Linked DNA regions of Mus musculus: all the other regions are linked to region 1. A link is a loop called in an ENCODE intact Hi-C map of the cell type or tissue named here. Cell type or tissue: heart. All regions are shown on one strand. Region 1 holds the start of Gm41231 (a long non-coding RNA gene). Region 2 overlaps Gm34199 (a long non-coding RNA gene). Region 3 overlaps Klf12 (Kruppel-like factor 12). Region 4 has its middle 120 kb from the start of Gm46483. Region 5 has its middle 37 kb from the start of Klf12. Region 6 has its middle 61 kb from the start of Klf12. Region 7 overlaps Klf12 (Kruppel-like factor 12).

Region 1 (4,000 bases):
ATTCTTGTAGATCAGTTTCGAACGTCATCGCTTGCCTAACACGCCCATGGCTGTTGCTATAGGGAGGAGGCATTTTGTTTTCCCGCGCATTGAAGTATTCTCTATATATTGATGATCTACTCCGGCACTCAAGATCTCTGAGAAAGCTGTTAGCACAAGAACTGCCGGGATGACATAATTTCCTCAGAGCCTCCTCCCAACCCTGCCTATCCTAGCCCCACCTGCGGGAAAATTTTAGTGATTCCAGTAGAGGATTTTTTGAACATTTGCTGATACTCTGCAATATTGCAAGCTTGAGTTTGCAGCGTTCTTTCTGTCCGGATGCACGGGAGCGGAGAGGGGCTTCTTTCCAAGATCAGACCAGGTGGAGTTTCGCGGCTGCCAATTCTTGGAACAGAGACACCCTTGACCCTCATTCTAGCAGTGAATGAACCTTCTAGCCTCTAGGTCCCATTTCCTTCCTGGGGACCCGAGTCTCATACCTCCCTGCTCCCACTGCTTTCTCATTTAGAGCTACTTCTCTGGAAGAGCGTGCCGCACACATTTCAGACACTTTCACACTTATCTCATTTGTTCTTCTTCGAAACCTTAACACAGGGACACACTGTCTCTCTCAATCCTGTTTCTCTGAGAAGAGGACTCCGGCCGGCCGCTGATTCATCCTGTCCTGACTAGGACAGGGCCGCGCCAGTCCTCTTCTGGCTGGACCACCTTTCCCATTCGCCTCCTTCACAAAACGTGGCAAGGGCAGAGCTGGGCCAGCCGGTGCCCCGCCTTTGTTTTCATTAACAGCGCACCTGGGCCTTAAGTGCTCAGCAAATGCCACGCTGCCACACAGATGTAGAAGCTGGCTTTTCCTGGCTCCAATTTGCTCCTTAGCTCTCATTTCCTGTTTCTCGGCCTCCCCACGGTTTCTCTTCCCACCCCATTCCACTCCGCAGAACTGCAAATTTTTCTCTAACACAAACTTCCCCTTTGAGCCTCCCACCTTCAGGCCGGTTTCCCACGCAGGGCGGGCTAGGAGGCACCGGGTAGGGGTTGTCAGGCCCCAGGAGCTCACCTCCGTTTCAAGAAAGTGGTACCCATAGTGCCCCGACCCTCCAGGACTGCCCGGGGTAAGCCCTAACCCTGCACCCCGCCGGGCCCTTTCCGCTTCCTCCACTGCCCGCCCCCTCCGACCCTCCCGGGAGGCTTGACCCGGAGTCCTCTCAGCCGCGGAGGGAACAGCCGAGCCGCCTCCTCCCTCTCCCCGCCCAGAATCCCGCGAATCCACTGCTCCGTGCGCGCAGGCGGGGCTGCAGGGATGGCGTCCAGCACCGGGCTCCCCTCCGAGGACGGAGCACCGATCTGTCCCTACTCATGTCCCCGCCGCCCTGGCTGGGGTCCCAGCTCAGCTGGAGCCTCCTGTCCTCTTTCACTGCTTTCCTAAATGGCCAGCTTGCTTAGGCGCCCCGGCGTGCCCCGGTAGCCGAGCGAGGCACACGCCCGAACCTCGCCCCCATTCATCCCGCCAAGGTGAATCTCAGCGAGTGGGGCGCCCTGGCTTCTCTTGCAACGTGCAACGCACTCGAACCTAAATAATGATTCCCCCTCATCTCTAGTAGAGTCTCTCTGCCCCCGTCACCCGCGGAGCAGCCCCCGTCGGGACCCCATTGTTGCCCAAGCCGCCAGGCGCCCGGGACGGACCCCTCGGACTCCAACGGCTCCGCCCACACCTTTCCAACTTAGCCGGGGTTGAGCCGCAGGGAGAGCTTGGGCGCGGGCCCCTTCCTCGCTCGCCTCCACCCACCCTGGTTGCTGTGGGGAGTGGGCAAGGGCCACGCGGGCTGGCCTCTTTATTTGTCTCCTAATTCTCTCTCCAAGGCTGCCTAGGCGCGTGGTGACACAAAAGAGGGGGACTTGGTGCCAGCTCAACAAGAGTCTCTCCAATGAGAGTTGTCATCCGGAGGTTACTCTCTCCGAGACCCCTAGAATTCCCCCCAGGCTGCGGCTATTGGAGCGGCAGGGGCCATGTACTGGTTATTTAGGGTGCCGCAGAGAGGTGGTGCAGGTGACAGGGTGGAGCGGAGAAGGCCCAGGGCCAGGGGCGGGGGCAGGGGTGGGGCCGGTGGGGCGGGGTGGCGGCTCCACGGACCCACCCCCTGCCGCTGGCCAGGCTGGCTAGAAGAGGGTTGGGCAGTGGGTGTTGCGTTCTACCTCTGTGATCGGGGAGGGGTTAGTTTCCCACAGGGGATTTCAACCATCACACTCAGAGCCCGCCTCCTAATCCTCCGGCAGAGCGGCTCGGGGCCCCATTTTATGGCAATAAAGCGACTTAGCGCCTGCTGAGCGAGCCCCTCCCCGCCGCCGCCCCCGCCCTCGGCCCCACCCCGGGGCTCGCCCGCAGCGGCGGGGCTTTGTTTCTGGGGAGGAGGACCCGGAGCTCTTTTGTTTGGGGGTTTGCTGTTTTCAACCCCCCACCCTCCCCACCCCACACACACCCCAACCTCACCCCGCCCCGCCCCACCCCCCGCTCCTCTCCGATTTCCTGAGCTGCGGGCTGCAAAGGGAGGAGAAGCAGCTTCTTGCAACCCCCTCGGCTGGGCCCCGGGGTAATTCGATGCGGGCCTGGCGTGGCTCCCCACGTTAGACCCGGGCTCGCGTCTCGGCAGCCTCCACCCACCGGCCCACCCTACATTTAGCGCATCATGTGATCCGGGTAAGTCATTTGCAAGTACAACAGTTCCCTGGGTTGCCCCCCATTCATTTCCTGAGAACTGCAGAGAGCAGCTGAGAGGCTCTGCTTGTGCGTGTGCGTGTGAGTGTGCGCGGGTGACGCCGTGTGAGTGTGTGTGTGTGTGTGTGTGTGTGTGTGTGTGTGAGTGTGTGCGCGAGTGTGCGCGCGCGCGTGTGAGAGAGAAAGGGCGAGAGAGAGGGGGACTCTTGTGTGAGGGAAAGAAAACAATTTCTCCTGCTCTGCAGCTTCTGTTCAGGTCTGTGCCGATTCCTTTTTTTTTTTTTTTTTTTTAATCAAAATAAACAACCCCCTCCTTTTTTTTGCCATCCCAAATCAGATCGTATTCTCTTAACATGTTTTATTTTCCTCTGTCATCTGCTCAAGTTAAATCATTTTGGTTGGTCTGTGTTCTTAAGGGGGGGGGGTGTTGGGAAGCGGGAGGGGGTCGGGGAAGGGCGATGCTATTGCCGAGCCTGGAGCGGCGGTCGGATTCGCGGAGAAGAAAGAGGGAGGTTACTTGTCCCACTCCCTAAACATTTTTAAAAGAACTTAGCAAGTAACGTGAATTAAGCAAATGCTTTGCTCCCCCGACTGGAATTGTTGGTTGCAGTGTTTGCCTGACAGTTGCCAAGGATGAGAAATAAATCCTCAGGGCTGAATCAGGGAGGGGGTGCGGGGGGGGGGGTTGTCGTGGAAGTAGTTGGTCCCTCGGAATGGATGGGCTGAATGAATAGCCACACAGGGGCCGAGCCGTGCGGGCAGTGTATGAGCTCTTGAGAGTGGAGGGGAAGGGGTTAAGGAGGAGATAAGATTGCTGGCATGAATAGTAGTCCTGGCGCTACATTTATTATTGTCTCTGGTCGTAATGATGTGGAACTGTCACTCGCTACTGTGCCTGGTCCATGGGAGTAGCCAGGGGCTGGCCTGTGGCTGTTATTTTCAATTACGAAGGACCTGGCTGGAGTTGACAAGGGACAACTTTGTAAGGCCACCTGGGCCGAGAAGCCCGCGGAGCTGGCCTAGGAGCCACTTCTAGCCTTAGACGCTCAGCTAAGAGGGCTAGCACTTGACCTCGACGTTAGTCAGTGTTCTTCTTAGATGCTCTTCTGCCGGGGAGAATCAATTCTGCTTTTGTTGGGTAGAGAACTGCCTCTCAGAACTTTGCAAACTTTTATCTTTGGCGAAAAGGGTGGGGTGCACTCAACAGTTTTGTTTCTTGGTGCATTTGAGGCAAATACTTGGAAAAAGTATCAATTCCTTTGTTAGATGTCCTGTAGCTTCCCA
Region 2 (4,000 bases), 170 kb before region 1:
ATTTCTTGACTCTGCCCCTTTCCTGTCTAGCCCTACCCAGACCTTCCTTTGAAATCAGACCATTTCTGGGCACACCTAGCCAGCCACCCCCACTGAGAGGAGCTCCGGAGGCTGCCTTTTGACCTGGCACTGCACCTGGTTCCAGCTCCTGGTGCCTGAGAGCCGCATTGTTCCTGGGTTAAATGAAGTTTTGGGGAAATGACTTTCAGATGTGAGCATCCCCCTCTGGGGCTGGCTTACCCTCCTGCGCTGCCTCCCTGACGTTTGGAATCCCATAAAAAAAATCATCTTTGTTTGGCTCGGGATGAAAAAAAAAAGACTCATGAGATAACATCTTAGATGACATGGGCTGACAAAATCCGAAATACTTCATATTGTGACCACCACCGAATAACTTAATTACTGCCTTTTTCTTGCGCTTACCTTTTTAGTTTGCTTCTTATGTGGTAACTCTCCCATCCCCGGGGTTATTTTAGTCAGTGGCCACAAATTACTGTGACTTTCTTTATCTGAACTCTGATCAGAAAACTGCCTAGTTCTCCTCAGTGTGTTGGGTGGATGGTGCTTTTTTTCCCCTCTCCTCTCCCCTCCCCTTCAAACCAGAAAAGTAGCTGCTGAAAGCTGAACGGTTGCCATGACAACCTCTTGGCAGCTTCCTAGGCGAGTAACAGTGTTGATTTCCCCCGGCGGGTGGGAGGGGGTGGAGCTCTAAGGAGGTAAAGAAAGGTTACTGTGCACTTAGTTAATATGCAAAACCACTTACACAGTGCTGGGTGAGCAATGAATAAGTGCAAACAAAGCCACGCTTGATCAGCTAACATGGACTTTGCACACAAGTACATCTGTCCAAGGATGCAGATGTTGGCTCAGAGGGAAATTTTGCCATTGGACAGGAAAGGACAGAAGAGGTCACACTCCAAGAGGTTAAACAGGATTTCTGTAGTGGTTGGAGAGTGTGGATGAAGTAAAGAAAGCAGGGTTTTAATTGCCTTTTTCCTTTTTTTTTTTTCCTCTTTGTTCAAAGAAAAACATAACGCTCTGAATTGCAGGATGGTGTTTTCCCTGAAAATCTAACACACTGAAGTTCAAGTTTGCATCAATTAAACTCTATGTAAGATAAACCAATATGTTCAGATATACGCAAGTATAGCATAATTTGGTTTGTGCTTGAACAAAACATACGGCTGAATGGCATCGTTCACCCCAGAGTTTACAGACAAAGAAGCAGTTTAGTAACTTAGGGCTGGGGGGGGGGGGGGGTTGCCGAATGTTGAAATTTTCTCTGTCTCTCTCTGTCTTTCCATTTCTCTGTCAGTGTCTCTGCCTCCTTTCCCTTTCTCCCTCTCCCTCTCCTTCTCCCTCCCTTCTCACCCCAGCACTCTTTTCCATGCCTTGCTTTGGTAGCTTCTTGTTTGATTCCTGGGGCCTAGGCAGAGGAACTCAGGAACCGTGAGAATAGGCTACACGGGCGAGGGTCACCTGCATGAGAGCAGACTGGCTGGACACTGAGGAGGCAGCAATGGGCCCCCCACCTCCTGGCCAGCAGTTTTGTGTGGAAGAGGCAGGTTGAGGGAAGGGTGCAGCAGGAGCAGAGGTCTGCCCAGCAGGTGTCACTAGGGATTTAAAGCTTACCAGACCTTTGGGACTAAGGCTAAGAAGTGGCCACGTAGTGATTAATGAAGCTTCCTTTCAAATAATTTTGAGAGACAATATGTGTGTTCTCCTTCTAAGGGAAATTAGAAATGAAAGCTAAAGCTTGCCTGCAGAGGAAGAGATTCTGGACCATAATTTCAAGGCTCTTATCTCCATTTATGAGTCTCCATTCCAAATACCAGAAGTCAGGAATAGAAAACTCAGCAAAGTTCATGGAGTCCAGGAGTGGGGAAATACTCATGGCAAGCCAAAGCAAATACAATGAGGTATTATTTATTCTGATGCTTCCAGACTAGGTCAGCCTCCTGCCTAAACACATAGATGCTGACTTTGTCGGGGTTAAGATCGCACTCAGAAACTACAAATTTCCTGAGAGCCTCAGTATAAATTAAGTCAGCTCATATTTTATCATTGCTTAATACTTCTTTTTTTTGACAAAGCTATATGAAGTCTGAATTTCACTTTTTAGAAAACTGTGTTGATATTATTAACTTTCTAAGTTATACATCTAGAAAATGTGACTATATGTATAAACATATATAACACATATACATATAAGTTATAAATATTACACACATACACACTTTTCTCTCTCTCTCTCTCTCTCTATCTCACACACACACACACTCAAACACACACACACACACATACACACACACACACACACACACACACACACACACACTTTCTTCCCTAAGAGTTAAGGTTTAGATCTTCAGAAGACTCCCTGAATACTTTTACTGCTCTCAACTTTGCTTTGTCTTCCTGAGAGTCCAGTGTTTACCATTTTCATCATGACTTCAGTAGACTTTCTACCAGACTTTTCTTACATTGTTGCACATAGTGGCCCTCTACCTTGCATTGATCATTGTAGAGGTTTAACATCCATACTGAAGACATTGCTTCATTCCTACTTTAGGACATACTTGTATATAGCGTGGAAAGGAACCGGAAAGGAAGCATCAAGAGCTGGCCTGGCTTCCCCAGCATTCAGCTTCTTAAGATGAGCTCATTCATCTTGCTTATCCTTGGTTGTCTGGGGGCGAGTAGAAAGAGCTGGCAGAGAAGTAGTTGGAGTGGCAGGATTCTAAGCTTGTATGGCCATAGGTGGCCTTCCTGTGCCTGTGAAGATGCAGAAGCAGAAGAGAGGCAGAGTAAAAACCCAGGAAATGAGAGCCTCTGGACAAAGGTGGAAATGGCCAGGGTGCAGGGTGCGCTCAGAGGGCACCTGGTAGAACACTGGTTAGTGAAATTATCTACTAAGTCAATGGAATCCTTGACTGACAACGGTTAAGAAGCCAAGCGTCAAAGCCATTGTTATATGGTCAGCTGGAAGTGTATAACAAAGCTGGGACTGAAAGCCAGACACCTGCTCCTTTCCACTCCTGATGGTAACTGTAGTACAGGAAGCAATGAGAAAACCATGACTCACTTAAGAGCACTTGCAAAGGATGCTTTGTTTTCTGTTCTTTCTCCTGGGGAAACCTCATCATAAGATACCACCAAGGACATTCCCACAAACAAAACCCCCAGTCTGCAGTTATGCAATTAGGGCAGAATTTTATTAAGCTTTTAATCGCTCATTATAGTTGTCTCTATTTGATAAGGAAAAAATAAATGACTTCAGCAGGACTGATGTCTGCAGGCCCATTCTCTAACCACAACTCCAACCATTTCTCTAATCACTTAACTGATGTTGTTTTAATGAGAGCTATTGTTATTATGCATTATTAATAAAAAATCTACCATTACTATTAATATCACTTATGAAAGATTCTGTAAAGAGCTTTGAGACCGTGCATGCAATTAACAGGAAGCCAACTTTCCACAGAGTAAAAAAAATAAAAATAAAAACAAAGACAAAAAACACACCAGGTAGGTCTAACTATATCCATTTCATCTCTTAAAAAGTAAGTGGTTCAAGTAAATTTTACATTCCCACAAGAAAAACCGTGAGCCCCATGAATTATATGGAACTCCTTGTACTTTGCCATATAGAGAGAAATTATGTGAGTCGAGAGAAATGTGCATAACCCTCTAATCTCATGGTTGTGCCCTTGGAATTTATTGACTCTCATTTCAGAAAGCACAGACCTACCCAAAAGACCGTATTCAATGAGTGAAAATAAATATATTTCTACTGTCAAATGGAATAGGGGATGTTGACTAAATCACAATATCATCATAAGTCTATGACATATTCTAGTTATACTCTAAGGGCTTCCAAGTACATTTGAGATCTGAGAACAGGGGAGCTGTGCAGAAACCCCTTTTCTGTACTTCCTCCAATGATGCTCCTACCTCAAGAATCACCCTCATCCTCAAAGCTGCTATCTTCTACAGTCTT
Region 3 (4,000 bases), 350 kb after region 1:
AAAGTTTCTTGATTATTTACCTAAAACTAACTATTACATGTCTTGGCATAGCAAAACATCCTAATAATATGTATCTTTTACTATCTGAAAAAGGGCAATAGATGATGTATTTATCAAAATATCTACAACAACACAGTATCGTTGGTCCTCACTATATATATTCACAGCTAATTAGCTGCCTGCTCTGCTGGAATCCACTGCCCATTCTCCTGGAATCCTCTATCCATTCTCCTGGAATCCTTTGTCCATTCTCCTAGAATTCTCTATCCATTCTGCTGGAACCCACTGCCCATTCTCCTGGAATCCTCTATCCATTCTGTGGAATCCTCTATCCATTCTCCTGGAATCCTTTGTCCATTCTCCTAGAATTCTCTATCCATTCTGCTGGAATCCTCTGCCCATTCTGCTGGAATGCACGGGATATTCGGGGGAAGCCGTTGTCTCTAAGTTTCCATTCACCTAAATAAGCGCCCTTTATCAGATGGGAGTCTCCAGTTAGAAGTAAAGGCAACTAAGTGACTCAGACTGCCATAAACCAAGGAACATGGGGACTCTAGAAGCGGATAGGGTGTAAAAGAAGATAAAGCAGAAGCAGAACCCCTGACTCAGAGCAACAGGCCAGGTGCAGCGGAAGGACTTAGCAGGCAGCTCTGACCCAGAGGAGCCCAGCCCAACACTGGCCCTCACACTCAGCGTAAGGGAAGACAGGTCCTTATGATGGACTTCAGACTGGGCTGTATCTAGCCCTGGGCTAAGGAGGAAGGGCCTGGGTGTTGACAGGACTAAGGCTATTTCAGAAGGAGAGGAAGAGGGAAGAAACGGAGTTGTGGTTTCCTGAAAGACAAGGAGGCTTTAGTGGCAAAGCCGTGGAGAGCACTCGTCGCAGGCTGGCCACCTTCAGTTTTCTCTTCTGTTCAAAGGGGGAAAGAAACTGTCAGAGTTAGGAACCTTGAATGATTTCCCTGGGAGGCTGTAGTTTCTCATCTTTCTGATGATACCAAGATGTACTTTTAACAGTAGCTAGAGAAAGTGACTTTCTCGAGTGCTACCCTGTTATTCAATAGCCAGAACCCAAGGATGCTAAGGCAGAAAACACACAGAGCCTTTCCCACGGAGTGCCCAACGTTTCATTCTAACCACCGCATCCCTCTATCCTCATCGGACATTGAATCACATAATCAAAAATAACCTGTCTATATGGAAAACACACGTTGTGTTGATACTAAAAATGGGCAGAGGACAGCAGAGCTTCCTGGGAGATGCCCAGAGTGTGTGGCCAGAAGCTTGCGTTCTGTTGTACATCTGCCTTTGAACTCCTGCATCACTGTATTTGTCTCACGTCAATCGAAGAATGTCAGGCCCAAACTGTTGCAGTTTTAGCAAGGTGCTTAGGAAATCCTACTCCTCACTGGGGCATCCTGAAGGAAAACGCTTTATAAGCCTAGGTCTTTAGTAACCATCCCATTTGGTCTTCGTTATAAAAGGTTCCTTCCTACCGCCCTGGTGATTCGTTGGCGTGCCTAGTACTCATCACAGACCCTGACGAGGCTACAGTTTGCTTCAGGTGTCTCCGAAACAATGTAGAATCCTGAGCCTATAGGGAGGTTTAAGGTGTGGTTCAATACAATCAGTACATATATGTTCTAGAAAGGGTTTGTGCCACAGCTGGATGAAAAGGGAACTTGTAGGGAGTGATGCAGAATTTGCTTCAGTTTGCCCAGAAGAGCAGTGCTCTGTGTCCTTGTCACTGTGTGGACACTGGAACTGCTCTCCTGAGCTACAAAAATACGGAGAACATTTATATATCAGAATATCTACTTAACAGTCTGAAAAAAAAAAAAAAGCCATGACTTTATTCACCCATAGGGTGATGTTAATATTCTTGCAAAATCCCTTTATTTCCATAGGTTTTGCCCATTCCTCTAATCATTTCCTTAAACATCTGTAAAGAAAAATACTACTTTATGTGGGAATGCAAGAGACAAGCAAACTCACTCCTGTTATTTTTCACTTTTAGACCTGAATTATTTTGTGAAGTTTACAAAGCCCTGTAGCTTAACTTAAGAGTGGACTGATGTCCTTCGGTGGAAGTAATTTACAGTAATCTTCCCCAACCTGCATGGTATTTATTTGTGAAAGACAAGGAAGTATGGAATTACCATGGAGAACAGAAACAAAGGCCGGAGGAAACCATGTTCAGAACAGAAGAGAGTTGCTGCCACCTAGAGGTGGAAGTGGGTGTCGCTGAGAGCTGTAAATGGTTGATGTCATACAATCCTAAAACCAAAATGCAATCTAGGGACATCATCTCCACCTCTAAACAGGAATGGACTCATTTGGCCTTCTAGCCTCCATTAAAACTGGGCCTTGAATGCTCAATAAGATTGTAGTGGCTCGGGGTTTTTGTTTTTGTGTGTTTCATTTTTGTTCTCTTCAGCCTTATTTCTTTCTGTTCCTGCAGTTAGTTCTAACTCTCTGAAAGTCTTCGTCCTCCACAGCACATTTGTGAGCCATTTGCAAGCTAGTGGGTAATGTCTTTTCCATACTCTGGGCTACCTTTTTTCCAATGTTATCCTAAAATTTCCACTAGGGATGCCCCACTTCTCATCAAATTGTGTGGCTCGTGCAATTTTACTTTTTTCCTAAAACAGGGCAGGAGGCAGGGGCAAGCTATGTGGTTGGAGTCCTGGGAAGACGGGCAAGAGGAGAGGACCCTGAGCCTCACCTGAATCATGTAAAAACCTGGTAACTGCCTATAATCCTAGCATTTTGGAGAAAGATGCAATTGCATCCAAGAGCATACCAGATGCCTGGATTGACCCCGGAGCTACATGTTTCTTGCCTCCTCCTCCTTCCGCATGCCCTCACCATCCCTAGCTGGATGCACTCCTTTAAGCTCCTCACTGGCATCCCTCAATAGAGGGTCTTTCACCATGCCTAGTGATCACTGCCAAAGGCCAGTGGAATTACTCCTGGGTTCCTAGCTTAGCTGTTTTGGCAAGAATTTGGAAGTCCAGAGTCCTTACCATTGCACACGAGTCCTTTCCCAGATGTTTGAAGCCCTGCGCATCATGCACAGAGCCCTTACCATTGCACACGAGTCCTTTCCCAGATGTTTGAGGCCCTGCGCATCATGCACAAGCACTTGCCCATTTTCCTTCCTGTGAACTTTCTCATCTTCCTGGACCCTAAATTTCAGCCACATTCAGTAGCGGAACATGCCACAGCAGGCTCCGGCCACACTGATCACTAAAGCCACTATATCCGTTTCGGTACTTTCGCCTTGTTAGTGGGAAGCTCAGGAAGTTTTGAAAGATTTGTCCAAGTTTGCAGAACAAATCAAACTCAGGATCAGCACATCTTTCTTCTAACTATGGTGATTTTTTTTTTTCTTTCCATTTTTTGGTGACCATTTCCCATCTCTTGAAGCATACTTCAAGAAGAGCAGAAGAGCTCAGATCTGGGGAGCAGGGAGGGGTTGCCTCCTGTTAACCATCTCTAAACGTCAAACCATCGTCTCTGTTTCTTGCCTGTTTGTAACTACTGTGCTGGACAAAACCTTTGAAGTGTGTGTGTGTGTGTGTGTGTGTGTGTGTGTGTGTGTGTGTGTGTGTGAAACAGACGTGTAGTTCTGAAGCTCACGCGCAACACCTGCTCTGTCGCTCCCTAATTAAGAGATGCAGAGACAACATTGAGTCCTTCCTGCTCTTGCCTATTTAATTTATAGGGATAATCCGATGCTGAACGAAGGGGACTTTGTAGGAGAGGACTTCATAAGCCTTATGAGGCAAGTCGGTAAAACATGGCTCTGCGGCATTGTCTTTTTCATTTTTTTTTCTCTTAAGTAAACCTTCTTTATAATGCTTTAACAATACAAACTTTGCCACATTTCTCTTTGTTCCTCATTTCCACGAGCCACATACTATCTCGAGATGTTCTAACTGCACTCCTCGCCTCCACCTGCCTTTGGAGACCATCCTTTCTCCACTGGATCCGGGGT
Region 4 (4,000 bases), 330 kb before region 1:
TCCTAGCCATTCTGACTGGTGTGAGGTGGAATCTCAGGGTTGTTTTGATTTGCATTTCCCTGATGATTAAGGATGTTGAACATTTTTCAAGTGCTTCTCAGCCCTTCAGTATTCTTCAATTGAGAATTCTTTGTTTAGCCCTGAGCATTTTATTGTGGTTATTAAAATACTAAATTTATAGTCTGTAGATTGACAGGGATGGGTGCTCTATTTAAAAGAAATTCTCAAATGTATAACTTCAAGTTAGAAACTCCATAGCTTTCTGTATCTATGAGCAGTACTTTGACGGGACAACACTATCTCTGTTTAAATGTAGTAGGTACTTGACAACATCCTGTTCTCACATCAAGCCCTTACTGTGAAAATCTCTCCTGAAGAGCTGAGGTTATGGCTCAATTGGTAAAGAACTTATCTTGCAAGCATGGGGACCCAAGTTGAATCTCCCTGTGGTTGTGGGGAAGCCTAGTGTGGAGGCACATGCTTGTAATCCCAGCACTATGTGGGCAAGACAGGCACTTCTTTGGGTCTCATTGTCTGGCCAGCCTTGGATACTTAGTCATTCAGAAGTATGTAGGACTGGGTTTTTTTTTTAAATAAAGCATAAATTATTTTGTAGTGACTCAAAATCTTTTCTTTCCTATCATTCCGTCAAACCTAAAAAAGCGTTAGCTGACTAACCAGCGTGACATATCTCTGTGCACAGAGACTTGTCTTAGAGAAAACGTGAAGCAACAATGACTCAGTTTGCCTAATGTAGTCAAAAGAACTTAAGGAGTTGGTTAGACTCCTAAGCAATGGAGAATCAGACCAGGAATGGGAAAGAGAGCTTAGCTTATAAAGAAAGGAGGAAAAGAATGACGACAAGAAATGAAAAGAAGAAAAGACGGCTGCTGAGTGAGCTATGATACTGAAGTTGCCCTTGGGCTTCCATTGTGTTGAACAGGTGTATGTGCACCAACATACATACCCAAATACACACACACACACACACACACACACACACACACACACACACACACTTCCTTGCTCAAGGACATATGTGTGCAGCATGCCCCAAACCCTATGTCCTTGGTGCTGTTTCCTCTATAAATTTTACATTTAAATAAAACTCTTCACCCTTGTCTTGTGTCCATGTACACTGTATGTCAGAGCATCTGGAACAACAGTTAAATGCTGACATGTAACTCACAGAAATGGGTCATATACAGGACCATCTCATGGGACTCAATGGCCCACTGTATTGCAGTTATTCTATTTTGTGCAATTTCACAAAGTTATTGGCACAAGAGAAAATTTCCTAATGACATAGTTCTCTCAGAACTTGCCCTCATCAGTAAGTTTCTCATGACTACTGAATTCCTGCTGTTATTAAACTCCTGTTACCTTGGCAATTTTAATATTTTTTAATAAATCCCAGACCTCACCATTATTCACAACGTTTAATTAAAAATCTACCACACATATCAATTTAACAATCTTGATATTTGAGCATAGTTTTCCATTTAGAGTCAGAGTATAACTTCAGAATTAGAATGGATAATAACTTCTATCAATTGTCACATATCCAAAGGAGCTAAGGAAAACTCAGGACTACAGTGAAGCTAATAAAGCTGCCAATTTTAGGCTTTTAGTACATAGATTAAGTGATATAAATGAAAACTCTTGATCTTTTATCCTACCTAAAACATGTGTTTTGTTCAGTGTTCTTGTTGCTATGCATGTCCTCTTACCTACAGTAGGTTGAATAAGTCCTACCAACAAAAAGAACATTTTTTTGTAGCTTATCTTCCTATTGATTATTTCAGATACTCTTCCTGTGGTAGACAGATCACAACTAAGTTTACTAGTCTAATAAAGGATAAAAACTCAGGATGGTGTCTTAAGAGATGGGGAGATGGGACAAGCCATTCTTGGTGCTAGCCAAACCAGTTCTGAGAAATCCCTGTAGATAACAACATTCCCATGCATGAGACTATTTTGTAGAATAAAACATAAATAATTTTGTGGTGACTCAGAAATTGTTGTTTCCTCTTGACAATTCCTTCAATATAGAAAAATACTAACTGACTTGTCAGCATAGTATATTGCTATGAAGAGAGGCACTCATCTTGGAGAAAACAGAATGGAACAATAATGTCTAAGCTTTCACCACTGGTCAGGCTAAAGTCTAAAATTTCTGTAAGATTCTTAAACTGTAGTGTGGTGCAGAATATGAACGAGGACACTTTCATGAGGGAAAGTGGAGCGACATGGTGGCTCAGTGTGTTCCTTTTCCCTTTCTCTTCCCTCCTTAGCCTTGTGAAGGCAGAGCTATGTTGTCATCCTCATAGCTGGGAGTTTTCAGTGCTCATAACTCTTTATCCCTAAGGATAATTCAGCTTGATCATGGAATAGTTTTAACTTTGCACACATACGCCCATGCATAGTTTTGTAGGAAAACATAGGAAATGCTATAAAAATATATTTCTGCAACCCATTTAATATGTGAATGGAAAAGATAAAGGAAGAAAAATACGGTTTAAATTCAGATCATTCAGTAATGAGCTGCATGGCTCCAGGTGGAGGTCAGCCCCACCACTCCACTCCGCTTCGGCCTTCTCTTTGCCCGAAGCTGTAGGCAATCAGTAACTTGCACCTACATAGAGAAAAGACTCCAAAAGGAGACCAGGTAGAACGGTGGTCTGAATGAGAACCATGAAGCCCTGTGGCGCTGGCCTCAAGTTCATCATTGCTCACTTTGTGTCAAGTACTCTTCTATGTGCTTTATATTAGCTCCGTTAATACTCAGGTGCCCAAAACAGAAACTATCATCACTGCTACAATTGTCTCACAGACAAGGAAACTGAGGCAGCACAGAGTCACGAAATGAGACACTAAAAGGTGTGGAGTGAGATTGCTATAAGCCAGTGATTCCTAAACTGGGAACTGGGGGAGCTGAGTTTTATTATTTATAAGAATTTATTTAATTGGACAAGAAAGGAAAAAGAGATTACATCCTGGGGACCAGGGGACTGTAAATGACTAGAAGCAGATACAGCCAACTCAAGAAGCTTTTCAAAGTCAGTCTAAGAAGTTCTGCCAAATAAACACAAAGCAGGTGATTTTATCAACTCTCATTTTTCTTTAGGATGTAGTTCAAATAAACCAATTACTTAGTTCCTGAAGAGCTATGGGGTCAGTTAACCTAGGTCGGTTTCTACATCTATAAAACGAGTACAGTAATAAATAATTCCTGTCTGGCCTCATTCCTACGAGTTGCTGGGAGAATCTAGTAGATAAAGTGTAGAGAGCTCTACTGTCTCTATGTGTGAGACACCACTCTCCAGGTTATTTAACATGTGTCCACAGAAAGTTCCAAATTCAGCACTTGGTCAGAGCACTCAGTGGATATGCACTTTAACTGTTGATGATTTAGTTACAGCACAGCTACTGAAGTTCCGCAGACCCACTGTGTGTGTGCCAGACACATCAAGCTATTCAATCAATCAAGTCCCCTCCCTAGGAATCCTGTGACTTATAGTTCTGTTTTACACGTGGGGAAACTGAGGCATGGATAGGTTGCTTTTCTCATAGTTTCACTGTTACAGATGATAAGTGAACAGGCAAGTTTAAAATTTTGCTCTCCAAGAATATGTTCACAGAAGGATCAATGCATCATGAATCTGCCCTCTTGAGCTCAGTAGCTCTGTGAGAGTAAACTATGCACATGCAACTGTAATAATTAATATCCTGCAACCACTTACTATTACAAAAGAGTCACTAATGTGCATCATATTCCCTTTAATGGAGAGCGTACTACATACCCTCTAGAGGAAATGAAAAGGGCAGAGACTCTTCCCAACCAGTTATAGCTCAATGGGGATTTTAGGAAGCTGTTAGTATTGGTAAATGATTTAAATGTTAAGTCTCTTTGTGTGTGTGTGTGTGTGTGTGTGTGTGTGTGTGTGTGTGTGTGTGTTCAATGCATGCCATGTGCAAGTGTGTAGATTTATACCTGTGC
Region 5 (4,000 bases), 98 kb after region 1:
AGTTGAGTTCCTCCTGTTGACATTGGAGACACGATATAAGGTTGTTTTGTTTTGTTTTGTTTGTTTGTTTGTTTTTTGTAAAAATTGTTAAAAACACTTTCAAATTGCAGAACTCTGTATGGGCTGGAATCTTTTTTTCTTTGATTGCCAGACTCAGAAGTTTAAATTTAGAATGTTAACATTTCTTTTGTAGACATTTTGAAACCTTAAAAGCATCTGTAAAGGTGTTCGAGTCTTAGGCATTTCCCAAAATGTAAAATGGAGGTTGGGAAGATGTCTCTCTTGACAAAGTGCCTGCCTGGCCTTGGCTGGGTGTGGTGGCGTGCACTGGGGAAACCCACCGCTGGGAAGGTAGAGACAGGAGGATCCCCGAGATTTGGCAAGAGTAGCCTACATGGTAAGCTTTAGGCCAACAAAGGGGCTTTCCCTTCATTTTTCATATGTATACTATGAAGGAAGAGGAGGAGGAGGAGGAGGAGGAGGAAGATGAGGAGGAGGAGGAAGAGGAGGAGGAAGAGGAGGAGGAGGAGGAGGAAGAGGAGGAAGAAGAGAAGGAGGAGGAAGAAGAGAAGGAGGAGGAAGAAGAGGAGGAGGAAGAGGAGGAGGAGGAGGAGGAGGAGGAGGAGGAGGAGGAGGAGGAGGAGGAGGAGGAGGAGGAGGAGGAGGAGGAGAGAATAATGTGCCTAGGCTGCTGAAATGGTTTAAATGATGTAGGTGGTAAAGGTGCTCACCACTATGTCTGGTGACTTGAGTTCAGTCCCCGGGACCCACTGGTGAGAACAGAGCACTGCAAGTTATTCTCTAACCTTTACAGGAGCACCATAGTACATGCAGGAATCTCTTGTGTGCACACAAACACAAGTTAAAACAAACGCCCATGTGCATGACTCTTTTGCCTACATGCTATGTACCATGTGCATGCCTGCTACCTGAGGATGCTACAAGAGAGGACTGGGCACCCTGGAACTGGACTTACGTATGGTGGTGAGCTTGGACTCAACCCAGGTTTTCAGAGGAACAATACAAAAAGAGTGTAGCAAATTGTTTAGGGTGACAAATACATTCTCCATTCATCACATTGGGAATGAACGTGTAGCTTTTCCAAAACTCAGCACAGATCGCTTGCTTGCACAGAACTTTTCAGCTTTCATTTAGCTGAATGTAGACTGTTCTTAGAAAACAAATCAGATCAAAGAACAACAATACTGTACCTCGAGCCACCTCCCACCCCTTGCTTCCCACCTAACATATTTATTGAGCAACTCTTTGATGATGCCTTTCTCAGTGGGGATTTGTAAGGATGCTCCTGCTCACTAAGTGTCAGATTAATCCCAGTAGCACACAGTATGCACGTATTCTCAGCTTAAGTGGGACTCAGAATTTTTCAACTCTATAATTGTGTGGAGAGGACACAGTAGAAAGCAGACTTGGAATTTGGTCTTTTCCTGGCCCAGCCATATATAATGCTGTGTGTTCTTATGATGCTGAAAGGTGGTAGTGGCTCTCAGCTTCCCGGCAGTTACCACACTGTGAAGGGAACGGGCTTAAGTATGCAAGTTTTGTATGTCCAATATTATCTACTTGACATTGTGTCAGGCTAGAATTCTATCACAAACCAGAGAGTATCTGTGTGCATCACTTTTAACTGACATTTGCTGTTGAAGAAGGGAGAGAATACAAGGAGTATCAACACAGGGACCAGGCAGGATGCCTTTTCTGAGGGAGTGTTCAAATGCAAATGGGAATTAAGCTGTAGGATAAAGAAGCCCAGAAACTCAAACAAAGTATACGCGTTATGAGAAGAATTAAGTGATGAAAGAGTGATTGTCACAGTGGATTCCATAATGAGTCCTTTTAGGCTGTTCTACACTGGGAACCTAAAGCTGCTTCTATATTGTCTTATTTCCACTGCTCTACCTAGTTGTCACAGTTTGTCAAGCTAGAGATAGCTTCGCTCTTAAGCTACTGAACACCTGTTGGTGACATTATGCTCTAGAAAACCACATCTAGGTTGGGATAGAGCTCAGGGGTAGACTGCTTCTCAGCATGCACTGTAGCTAGGATTCCGTTTCCAGCATCACAAAGCCCAGCCACTGAGTCAGCATTGTGTGCATAGGTTACTGTGGTAAGACTAAGCTGTTTTATAAATCTTCAATAGACAAGGAGTTTCAAGAGTTGACTCCAGATCCAGAAATCAGAGCTGTGGAGGAAATGGATGTAGTTGATATGTTAAAAATAAAGCACACTTTTAACAAAATGTTACCTTTGATGGAAAATTATAAACCATACACTGGAGAAACAACTTATGATGTGACAGTGAATATTACTATTTTTCATGAGGAACCTTGTAGCTAGAGGAAGTCAGCCACTGAGGATGATATGAAATCATGTAAATGGTGATTTCATAGAATAAAAACAACTCAACATTGAACTCATTGTCTAAAACTAAGTACTTTTGGAAAAGTCAAAGAAATTATTGTAATTATATTTTATTTTTATTAAGCAGCCATCAAGAATGTACTTAATTTTGTGTGTTGCCAGAACAAGGAGGTGTAGGAGACAGTGATAAGTAGCCTGATTCGAGAGCAGAGCCTCGCAGCGTATGATCTGGTCGCAGTCACAGTGAATGATTGGAAAGCGTAGATGATGTGTAAGTCTCAGTGAGTCAGTGACAATGCTGGGGTTGTACACGGACTGAACACCTGTATAACTGGGTGAGCATTTGGAGAGAGAAGCAAGAAGCTGAGCTCAGTGAGCTCTGACATAGGTAGTATTTTGGGATGGAGAACACTGTCCTCCTATACTCTGTGCTCTGGCACGTAGGAGCAGAGAGGGAGCAGGTGGCTACATCAATGCCACAAGTGTTGTGTGCTGGGCTGGAGCAGTAGGAGTTAAGCTGAGTTCAGATTACAGAGAGAACATCCACGAGGAACCACTTATATTGAAAACTTTCCAGATCAATTCTTCTATACATGATGAAGATCTTCTTCTATATGGCATGAATATATTGGTTTACTGAAAGTTTCTCCTTAGTGCCTATTGACGATTTAAGGAATGAAACATACATACTATGTGTACGTGTATGAAAGTGTATTTGTGCTTGTGTGCTTGCGCTTGTGTGTGCATGTCAGCAGAGGGCAGAGATTGATGGGGGGGAGGGGGATATTGTCCCCAATTGATCTCCACTGTATAGTTTAATTTTAAGAATATTTTATAATCATTATTTATTTGTGTGTCTGTGTGTCTGTGTCTGTCTGTCTGTCTGTCTGTCTGTCTGTCTCTCTCTCTCTCTCTCTCTGTGTGTTTCATTTAAACAACTTACTAGTACCACATAAGTTCCAGGGATGGAACTCTGGTCATCAGGCGTTGTTGCCAATGCCTTTGCCCCCTGTGCCATTTCACCAGTCTCCTTATCTTTTGAGAAAAGTAATCTCATTCTCTGGAGTGCCCTGATAGAGGATACCCACTGGCTTGGTGGGAATTTAGGGATCTCTGTGTCCCTAGTGCTCGGATTACAGGCAGGCACACTGCCCTGTCTGGCTTTTTATGAGAATGGTGGGACTCCAAAATCAGGTCTCCAAGCTGAGGGGCCAACGCTTTCCTCCCTGGACCCTCTCCCTAGCACAGTGGTTCTCAACCTGTGGGTTGCAACCCCTTTGGGGGGGGTTGAAGGCCATTTCACAGGGGTTGCATATCAGACATCTTGCATATCTGATATTTACATTAGGATTCATTAACAGTGTAAAAATTACAGTTATGAAGTAGCAAAAAAAATTTATGGTTGGGGGTCACTACAGCACGAGGAACTATATTGATGAGTCACAACATGAGGGAGGTTGAGAACCACAGCTCTAGCACATGAAACGTTCTTAATCATAAAAGGAAATGTTGATTTATTTTCATTACCTACCACCTTAGGACCCGAGACGGACTCCTGGAGGTCATATAATGGAAGGTGAGACTCACAAGTTGTTCGCTGTTTTCTAGGTGCGTGCACACA
Region 6 (4,000 bases), 74 kb after region 1:
CGGCATCAGCAGAAAGAGATGGGTGTGGTGGACTGCATTTGTAACCCTAAGATGGCAAGGACACAAGTCTCCAGAGCTTGACGGACAGTGGTGTAGCCAGATGGCTAGCTCTAGGCTCAGGGAGAGAGCTTTTGTAAATGAAATGTAGAGGACAGAGAAGAAGACCTGCCTTGGGCTTACACACATACTATGATGGTATCTGTCACAGTGTTAAATCCATGTAGCTGTACAATATTTATCTAAAGAGAGGACTGAGTGAATTTCTTTGTACCTGGGTGCACTTGTATATGCACATATGTGTATGTGAAGGCCAGAGGTGAACCTCAGGTGACAATAGGAGCCATTTCTCTTATTTCTTGAGACAGGTTCTCTTATTGGCCTGTGGCTCACTGAGTAGGCTTGGCTGACTGGCCAGTAAGCCCCTCTCCTCCTTCCAGTGTTGAGGATCTATGCCTGGGATTTTTTTTAATATATGAGTTCTTGCCATTAAACACAGGCTGTACTTTACTGACGGGGCCATCTCTTTGCAGCTCTTAAAGACCATTTTCATATCTATTTTGCCCTTGGAGACAGCCATCATCATTTTTGCTGCACATGAGATAGTCAGCAGGTGCTTGTGCAATGAACACACCATTGTAGGACATTTTAAAATTTTTTCTATCATGTAGATGCTTTCCTGTTCACTGGAAAGTTCTCTGCGATGTATAGGTCGGGGGGGGGGGGGAGTGGTTTTAAGAGGATACCACTGTAGATGCTAAGGCACCCAGAAGAGTGGAGAGGGATGGAGGTGGGTGGGCTGGAGGACAGGGTCAGTGCCTTTCTTCCACTCTTAGGGGCAGTGGTTGTACCTTTCAGCGCAGCCGTCTTTAGCCAGTGAGCCACATTATTTCATTAGCTCCGTATCCCCAGAGTCATATGGGAGTCTTTTCTGAGTATAAATCTCATGTCCATCGGGCACTGGAGCAGTTAATCTAAATGCGCTCTTGGACTCAAAGTGCAGCACTGAGTTATGATTCTGGAACAGAAGAAAAACCTTCTTTTTCATAGAAGAAAAAGCATCTTCCTAATGCATGGTAAATTATAGGAGGAAGTGAAAAACTCCAAGGGAAAACTCAAAACGCTCACATAAGATTTGGGTATTTGGTTGAGAAATATACTGTTTTGTGGCATGAATGCTTTATGTCCATTTTCTCTTGAATTTCACAGTTTCTCTGAGCTAGCTCTGATGAGGGAAAATCATCTTCCACAGCGCTCTCTCATCTCACTGTGGTTAGTACTGGTCGTGTTTTACCTTGGTGCTCTGTGTTGGCATCTTCACTTGTAGCCAGAATAAACACACGAAATGAGATGTTCAAAATTGTGGCTGATCATCAAGTATCACTGAGATTTGGGGGGAGGTATTTGCTCCTTAATACACGAAACACTATTGGGTTATGTAAGGTTAGCTTACCCAGTAGTTTTAATGTCCTTGAAGTTTCACCTCAGAAATTATAATACAGTCAGTGTTGGCTTCCAGTGACCTCTTTTTAGCTTGAGCCTTTTAAAGGCATTTGGAGAAATCTGCATGAAGTTCCGTGCTGAATTGAACCTCAGAAAGGAAATGTCTTTCAGAGTCAAAATGAAACCAAGTATTCATATTAGGGGGTAGAAGGAAAGGAACAAATAAAAAAGAAGAAACCCTCCCCACAGGAGCAGGCAGTGCTTGCCTTCTGCCAACTGGCCCGTTTGTGAGAACTAGTGAAGTCATCAAGGCTGAGCTATTTTAATCCTGACACGGCGGGTGCGCAGAGGCAGCTGGAGGTGCTGTACAGAGGAAGCGCAGAGACATTTTCAGAGGCAGAAAATTTCCCTGCTGACTGACAGCATCCCTGTTTCACACCTAGTGCCTCTGGCACCACTGAGAAACTGGAGGGCTTGTGTAATGGCCCAGGCTGGAAGAGGGTAGACTGGATCTATACGCAGCCCTTAAAGGAGACCTCTAGCTTCTTCCCCATTGGGACTGGTCCTGTCCACCTTGATAAGATACATGGGCTGTAAACATGTATAGTTTACATGTTTACATGATAGTTCGAAGCAGAAGACAAATTGTTACAAGTTGAGGCAGGATCTCTGGTGTCCTACGCTGGCCTGACCTTACTATATAGCTGAAAAATGTCCTTTGCCTTCTAATGCTCCTGCTTCTGTCTCGCAAGTGCAAGGATTGCAACCACAAAGCACCACGCTTAGTTTTCACAGTACTGGTCATCAAACCTTGTCCATGCCAGGGCAGCACACTGCCAAAGGAACCATGCCCTTAGAATAAAACATTTTGAGTTTTTCCTTTTCTTTGTCTTACTGTCTTTTGAACCACAAAAGGTCAGAAGTTCAAGGGCTGTACTTTGCTGACCCAACAGTGTAGGAGACAATGAGCAAATTTAAAAAAAAAAAAACACACACACACATGCACACACATATCATATATGCTACACATAGACACACACACACATACACCAAATTGACTATCATGATGGACAGTGAATCACTTCACAAGAAACCATTAGTAGGAAGAAATATCAGAAACTTGCTTTTAAATCCTTATTAAAAATATCTCTTATTTTTCAAAAAAAATTGGTAACTTGAAATGTATTTTAATTTTCTATGAGCTCTGCCTGTGGGCTTTGTCATTACCAATCTTTAAGAAAAAAAATGTAAATAAATATTTGATGGATTACAGATTTCTCTGCCGGGTGCTGTTTTAACCGCTGGTGACAAGATCTAAAACTGTAGGCACAGCTTCTTCATCCCTTTAGAGACTCAGAAAAAAAATGTCCAGAAACGTCAACCAAACAGAGATAAATTTAGAGATAATGAGATTGGGTTCTGAGTGTAAGACGTTAACTCCTTTCCAGCCCCGCCCACCCGCCGAGGGAAGTGTTTCTGTTGTAGAGGCAGGGGGTGCCCTCCCAGGAGACACTTCCTAGAATAAAGAATGCAGCATGCTGTCTGTCCTTCAGCAGCAGTACACTCAGCTGCCGGGGCTCTGCCCTGATTCTGCAATGAATCCAGGGATAAGAAGCTACCTTTTGTGTTGGAAACAGGACGGCCATCATCTCAGACAACTGTGGTGATTCCGAAGGCACTTTCGTTCTGAGTAGCGAGCCCTAGGACCTGACAACTCAAAACCAACCCCTCAAATTAAGTACAGTTTATTTCCTATGAAAGATTGTATAGTCTTCATTTTTGCTGATTAAAATCTATACTTAGAAAGACAGGACCTTTCCATTTCTTTCTTTCTTCTTTTTTTTTAAGTGATCACCATCTTAACGCTGTAATACAAAGTCAAGGTGTGAATGGGCATGTGGTCTTGGTAGCTGTGGTGCTGATGTACAGTAAGGTACATTCACAGTATTGTAATCTTTATTTGGCTTCCTTTGAACCAGCCTGGTAGATACAGTACAGATGTACAGCACAGTAGATTCACTATAGTGTAATCTTTACAGCTTCCTTTGAACTAGCCCCAAAACATTTACTCAATTGGTCACCAATTGGTTCTGGACAGAAAGAAATGGCTAGGGTTTGGGGGGTATTCTCAGTTTCTGCAGTAATGCATTATATGACTGATTCCAAGGTAGCACATGGGGCGTTGACAATTACAGACGAAGAAACTGAGAGCCCAGGGCATCTGCTCATCTTCTTACCCAGAGTCCAAACATCATGGGAATTTGATTCAATGAATTCTATTGAAGACTGTTTAGTAACTGGCTGGTCACTTTGTTGGGGAAAATTGGAAAAAGCTTAATGACATCCTCTTTTCCTGGTGTTTATAAGGTTCCTGTAAATCCTGGTTCTTGCTGAAGTCATTAAAAACCAGGATCTAGAACCATGAGTCTATCATGGAACCCCTCTCCACTCTCGTTGCTGTGTGAATGGGACAAGATGCTCAGCCCCCTGGTTTGTAGGATGTACATCATGACATCACTCACCCAAAGCACCCTTGAGAGGTTTGGCAGGAAGAGGTCTG
Region 7 (4,000 bases), 280 kb after region 1:
GCTGATAGAATGTATAGCATATCAATAATCCCAAATTATTACTTATTTTATGTTCCACCTGGGTTGCTCTTCACTCTGAGTGAGCAGCCCTCAGGGCCACATTTTTATGGCTCAGCTGACCCATCATGTGTTCTCCTTTATCCGCTCCTGCATGTTCCTCTTTTATTCCATGGTAGCTTCTTTCTCCTCTTTCCCTCCTCATGGTCCTCTCGATCCCAAACCTGCAAAACTTCCTTTAAAGAAAATGAAGACATCGCAGACCATGCTAGCCATTTCTGGTCAGAGACACAGTGCCCTTCCTTTCAAAGTTACTATCCCTTAATATTTTGTTTTCTTTAAAGAAAATACAATGTTTATATCTGAAAAAGTGTGATGAGGATTGTTTCTTCTTCTGATACTCCCAAGGAGACAAAGATAGCGTTCCAGAATCCACCCTAAAAAGCAATCAGCTTTTTATTTAATTTTTCTTTTAATATTTTAAAGGATGGTGTTTTTCTAAACAAAATGTTTCTTAAATATGTTTCATTAAGAATCTGACTATGGGGACATTCCACCTGTGAATGTTCTGGATCTGTAGCCAAAGTATGGGTCTACCCATGGTATTTTGGGCTTTTCTACTGAACAAAGTCATACAACACTGTACATTATAAATGATATACAATAATTTATGAATGTTCTTTGTCAATAGAATCAGAAGGACAGAATATCTAATTCTTAAGAAACCCAAGCAAATTAAATGTGTGTGTGTGTGTGTGTGTGTGTGTTACAATAAAATAAAAAAATTTAAAGAAAAAGAATTTAGAAGGGACATAGGAAGAATTAACTACTATTTTAAATGTACTAATTTCTGCATTTAAAATTTCTCTTTTAGATATCTTAAAACAAGAGCTCGATTAAAATACAGAAATGCTTAAACCATCTTCTAAAAGTTCAAGTGTACCAGCAACTTAACTTTTCTTTAGAGTTCCGTTCAGTCTTTAGTGCAAGCAGTACATAGCACGGGGGTCACGTTTTGCTTTTGCTGCAGAGGTGATGACTCTGATCAAACACAGTCCAAATTCCTCAAGGATCATCCCCCTGCCTGAAGCCTTTGATTTCCCTTCTTGTCTGCCTGCTCTGCCTGGGCAAGAAGGCCATTACATGTGGCTTCGGCTACTTCTTTAGTTACAAAACGAGGGGAGAAAAACGATGAGCACATGGCCAGGAGAAACAGCAAGTATCTGGGGTACAGCACTGGAGAGGTAGTCAGGCTGGCAGTTAGAAGAGTAGATGAGGGGTGACTCCTAGTAATTGTCAAAACTTAAAAAGTGTGTGTGTGGGGATTTTTAACAATTTCTACTACATGGGACAGGGTCTCATGTAGCATAGGCTGGCCTCAGAGTGAGTGTGTGTATATGTGTATGTATAATATATACATACATACATACACACTAGTATATATATACATATATATAACACATATCATATAATATATAACACATATCATATAATATATAACATATAATATATAATATAATAAATATTATATAATATATAACATGTTATATATAAAGTGTGTGTATATATATATATACACACAGTTATATAAATATGTGTACAATGTATATGTGTGTGTGTTTTATATATATGTGTGTGTATATAATATTCTTCATGAATTTTATATATATATATATATATATATATATATACATATATATATACATATACACATATATACACATACATATACATGTACACTTATGAAGCAGAGGCAGGCCCTGAACTCCTGAACCTCCTGCTTCCACATTCTGAGAACTGAGACTGCAGGCCTGGCCCATCATGCCTGGCTCCCACACTATTCCTCCCCAAGGCTCGAGTTTTCTTTCTGTTGCATATCTCACCAAATCTTTTGTCCCAGAAGTCTTAAGGAGTTGAGATTTACCTTGAGGACTGGAGTCTTTGTGCTGCCACCTAGTGGTGGAATAGTACAAATCGTACACAGGGAGATTGAAGGCTACTGCGTATCAGACCCTTTTCCTAGGATGGTCCATGGTTTTGCCAGCTCGGAGTCAAAACAAGGTGCAGTGAATCTCTTCTGAGAAAATCTTAGCTTGATGGTGTTCACCTATAATTCTAGAAATGGAACTTAGGGAAGTGGAGGGAGGAGTCAAAGTTCATGAGATACATGAGACCCTATCTGAACCACGCCCTCACTAAATTAAAAAACAAACAAACAAAAAGACAAGTGGGGCAGTGGTGGCGCACGCCTTTAATCCCAGCACTTGGCAGGCAGAGGCAGGGGGATTTCTGAGTTCAAGGCCAGCCTGGTCTACAAAGTGAGTTCCAGGACAGCCAGGGCTACACAGAGAAACCCTGTCTCGAGGAGAAAGGGGGGGGGGGGCAGAGATTTAAAAATAGATGGCTATTTAGAGAACTCAAACTTAATGCTAAATATATATTTTATATACATTATATATGATATGTCTTCTATGTATATATTATGTTTAAGAGTTCTAGTATGTGAAAGGCATTATTTAATTTGGTTCAAAAGGAAAAGACGTGCCTTCTGCATGTTTCCCCCATTTTTCTGTCCTATACATTGTTATCTTTACTCTTCTTAGTAAAATTAAAATGTCCTTTGTTTCATCGCTTCACATTTTAAAGGGATGGCTTAATTTTTTTTTCACTAAGTCAAAGCACATGTGTACCAACTTGTATGCTATTAGCAAGTTTCACACCCCCGAGCAAAGAAATCGTCATCATAGAGAGAATAAAATAAAAATAAATAGTCGTGTCTTTGGGGAGATAGGCTGTAAGTTTGATAAGCTCAGGAAACAAAACAAAACAAAACAAAACAAAACAAAACAAAACAAAACAAAACAAAACAAAAATCAAAAAGACTTTCCATTATTGAATGCATTCAGTGACTCCCTTTCTGTGGAGGTACCAACCAACTTGAAAAGCCTCCTCAACCGTATTTCTCTTTCCATAACTCCTTCTCTGGGTTTCTCCCGGCCTTATCTGAGTATTGTCAGAATCCATGCCTACCCTCCTTCCTCGGGTCTAGTACTACTTATTCCAGTGAACCATCTGGAGTCTCTGGGTTCCTGAGTATATATTGTTTCTGCACTGTCCTTGAGTTTCCTTAATCTCACAGTGCTTACTCTTCAGAAATAGTATTTGAATTACATTTTAGACAATTGACACAGCGTGGATGTTAATGGTTTCTGGAGTTGAACTCCTGTGAGCGAGAAGCATTCTTGAGGTTCTCAAAGGGTCATAATGAAAACACTGTGCTGTATGGTCATTATAGTCAGTCCTTTCTTATGCTTTTGTAATATATTGTAAAATATTTTACCTGTGAACATATGATAAAGAGGACTTTGATTGGACCTGGATAATTAATTAGAATCAGCAATGTGTCTTATATAATATATTAAATAGTTATGCTAGTCGTATTTCCCAGTATAAGAAATTATGTGTGCCTCCCCGCCACCCCTTGACCCTGCACTGCGGCTAACCTCATCAACACTGTGCAACCGTAAAATCTGGAAACTGTGGAGTATGGATAATCCCACTATAAACTGTAATAAAAATTACCCTTCCAGACTCAATATTCTCTCCATTAAGTTCATAGACACTGTCTCTTTGTACATAAAGTTTTATGAAATAAATCGACCGCTACGCCTGTCGTTACCAGATAGCAAGCTGTTTTGATTTAAAGACTGATGAAGGTACAATCCGTTTTTCCATGTTTGCAGTGCATGCTGAAAACATAAATTTACTTTAACAAACCTTAAGTCGAAGGGAAAATGGTCCTCTTACTTGCACCCTGCATTTAAGTATCTCTTTGTGAGAAAGAATCAATGATGTATTTACCGTGGCTGGCTCATTTGTTGCAGCCATAAAAGGAAGATTTGGTTTCCCGTTTCAGCTCCCTGGCCTTAAAGGTGTATTAAGCAAAAGAAAGCTCAAATCTTAGACCGCTTTGTGGGAATTGTCTTGAACCTTTCTGTGTTTA

Evidence for each region. A loop is a pair of places that touch in the nucleus more often than their neighbours do. Peaks named below come from ENCODE experiments on the same cell type or tissue, not always from the same donor. Only the 100,000 strongest peaks of a DNase experiment are listed, where the experiment ranks them.
Region 2: a loop joins it to region 1, with 2.9 times the contacts of the local background. A loop is called at or near these places in 12 of 42 quality-filtered maps.
Region 3: a loop joins it to region 1, with 2.6 times the contacts of the local background. A loop is called at or near these places in 12 of 42 quality-filtered maps.
Region 4: a loop joins it to region 1, with 2.0 times the contacts of the local background. A loop is called at or near these places in 2 of 42 quality-filtered maps.
Region 5: a loop joins it to region 1, with 2.6 times the contacts of the local background. A loop is called at or near these places in 5 of 42 quality-filtered maps.
Region 6: a loop joins it to region 1, with 6 times the contacts of the local background. A loop is called at or near these places in 13 of 42 quality-filtered maps.
Region 7: it touches region 1 in a loop (2.8-fold over the local background); 8 of 42 quality-filtered maps call a loop at or near these places.

What each region holds. Positions count from the first base shown.
Region 1 is chr14:100,283,229-100,287,228 of GRCm38, reverse strand. It overlaps Gm41231 (a long non-coding RNA gene), which reads right to left and starts at 1,506. Exons shown (of 4, transcript XR_003951003.1): 1 at 1,443-1,506; 2 at 798-1,356. It also overlaps a transcript of Klf12 not described here. In heart, a CTCF peak has its summit at 2,034; DNase peaks (open chromatin) are centred at 1,318, 2,248, 2,638 and 3,568; H3K4me3 peaks cover 4,000 bases; H3K27ac peaks cover 3,667 bases.
Region 2 is chr14:100,455,962-100,459,961 of GRCm38, reverse strand. It overlaps Gm34199 (a long non-coding RNA gene), which reads right to left. Exons shown (of 6, transcript XR_003951137.1): 4 at 3,955-4,000; 5 at 2,580-2,775. Among named protein-coding and RNA genes, the nearest start is that of Gm26367, 39 kb to the right of the region's middle. In heart, a CTCF peak has its summit at 1,609 (motif pointing right); no DNase peak of the experiment used is centred here.
Region 3 is chr14:99,930,308-99,934,307 of GRCm38, reverse strand. The region is part of intron 5 of Klf12 (Kruppel-like factor 12); the gene reads left to right. Among named protein-coding and RNA genes, the nearest start is that of Gm22970, 160 kb to the right of the region's middle. In heart, a CTCF peak has its summit at 2,232 (motif pointing left); no DNase peak of the experiment used is centred here.
Region 4 is chr14:100,612,839-100,616,838 of GRCm38, reverse strand. No RefSeq gene overlaps it. Among named protein-coding and RNA genes, the nearest start is that of Gm46483, 120 kb to the left of the region's middle. In heart, no CTCF peak of the experiment used is centred here; no DNase peak of the experiment used is centred here.
Region 5 is chr14:100,185,087-100,189,086 of GRCm38, reverse strand. It overlaps a transcript of Klf12 not described here. Among named protein-coding and RNA genes, the nearest start is that of Klf12, 37 kb to the right of the region's middle. In heart, no CTCF peak of the experiment used is centred here; no DNase peak of the experiment used is centred here.
Region 6 is chr14:100,209,013-100,213,012 of GRCm38, reverse strand. It overlaps a transcript of Klf12 not described here. Among named protein-coding and RNA genes, the nearest start is that of Klf12, 61 kb to the right of the region's middle. In heart, no CTCF peak of the experiment used is centred here; a DNase peak (open chromatin) is centred at 1,772; H3K4me3 peaks cover 388 bases; H3K27ac peaks cover 1,074 bases.
Region 7 is chr14:100,007,912-100,011,911 of GRCm38, reverse strand. The region is part of intron 3 of Klf12 (Kruppel-like factor 12); the gene reads left to right. Among named protein-coding and RNA genes, the nearest start is that of Klf12, 140 kb to the left of the region's middle. In heart, a CTCF peak has its summit at 1,967 (motif pointing left); no DNase peak of the experiment used is centred here.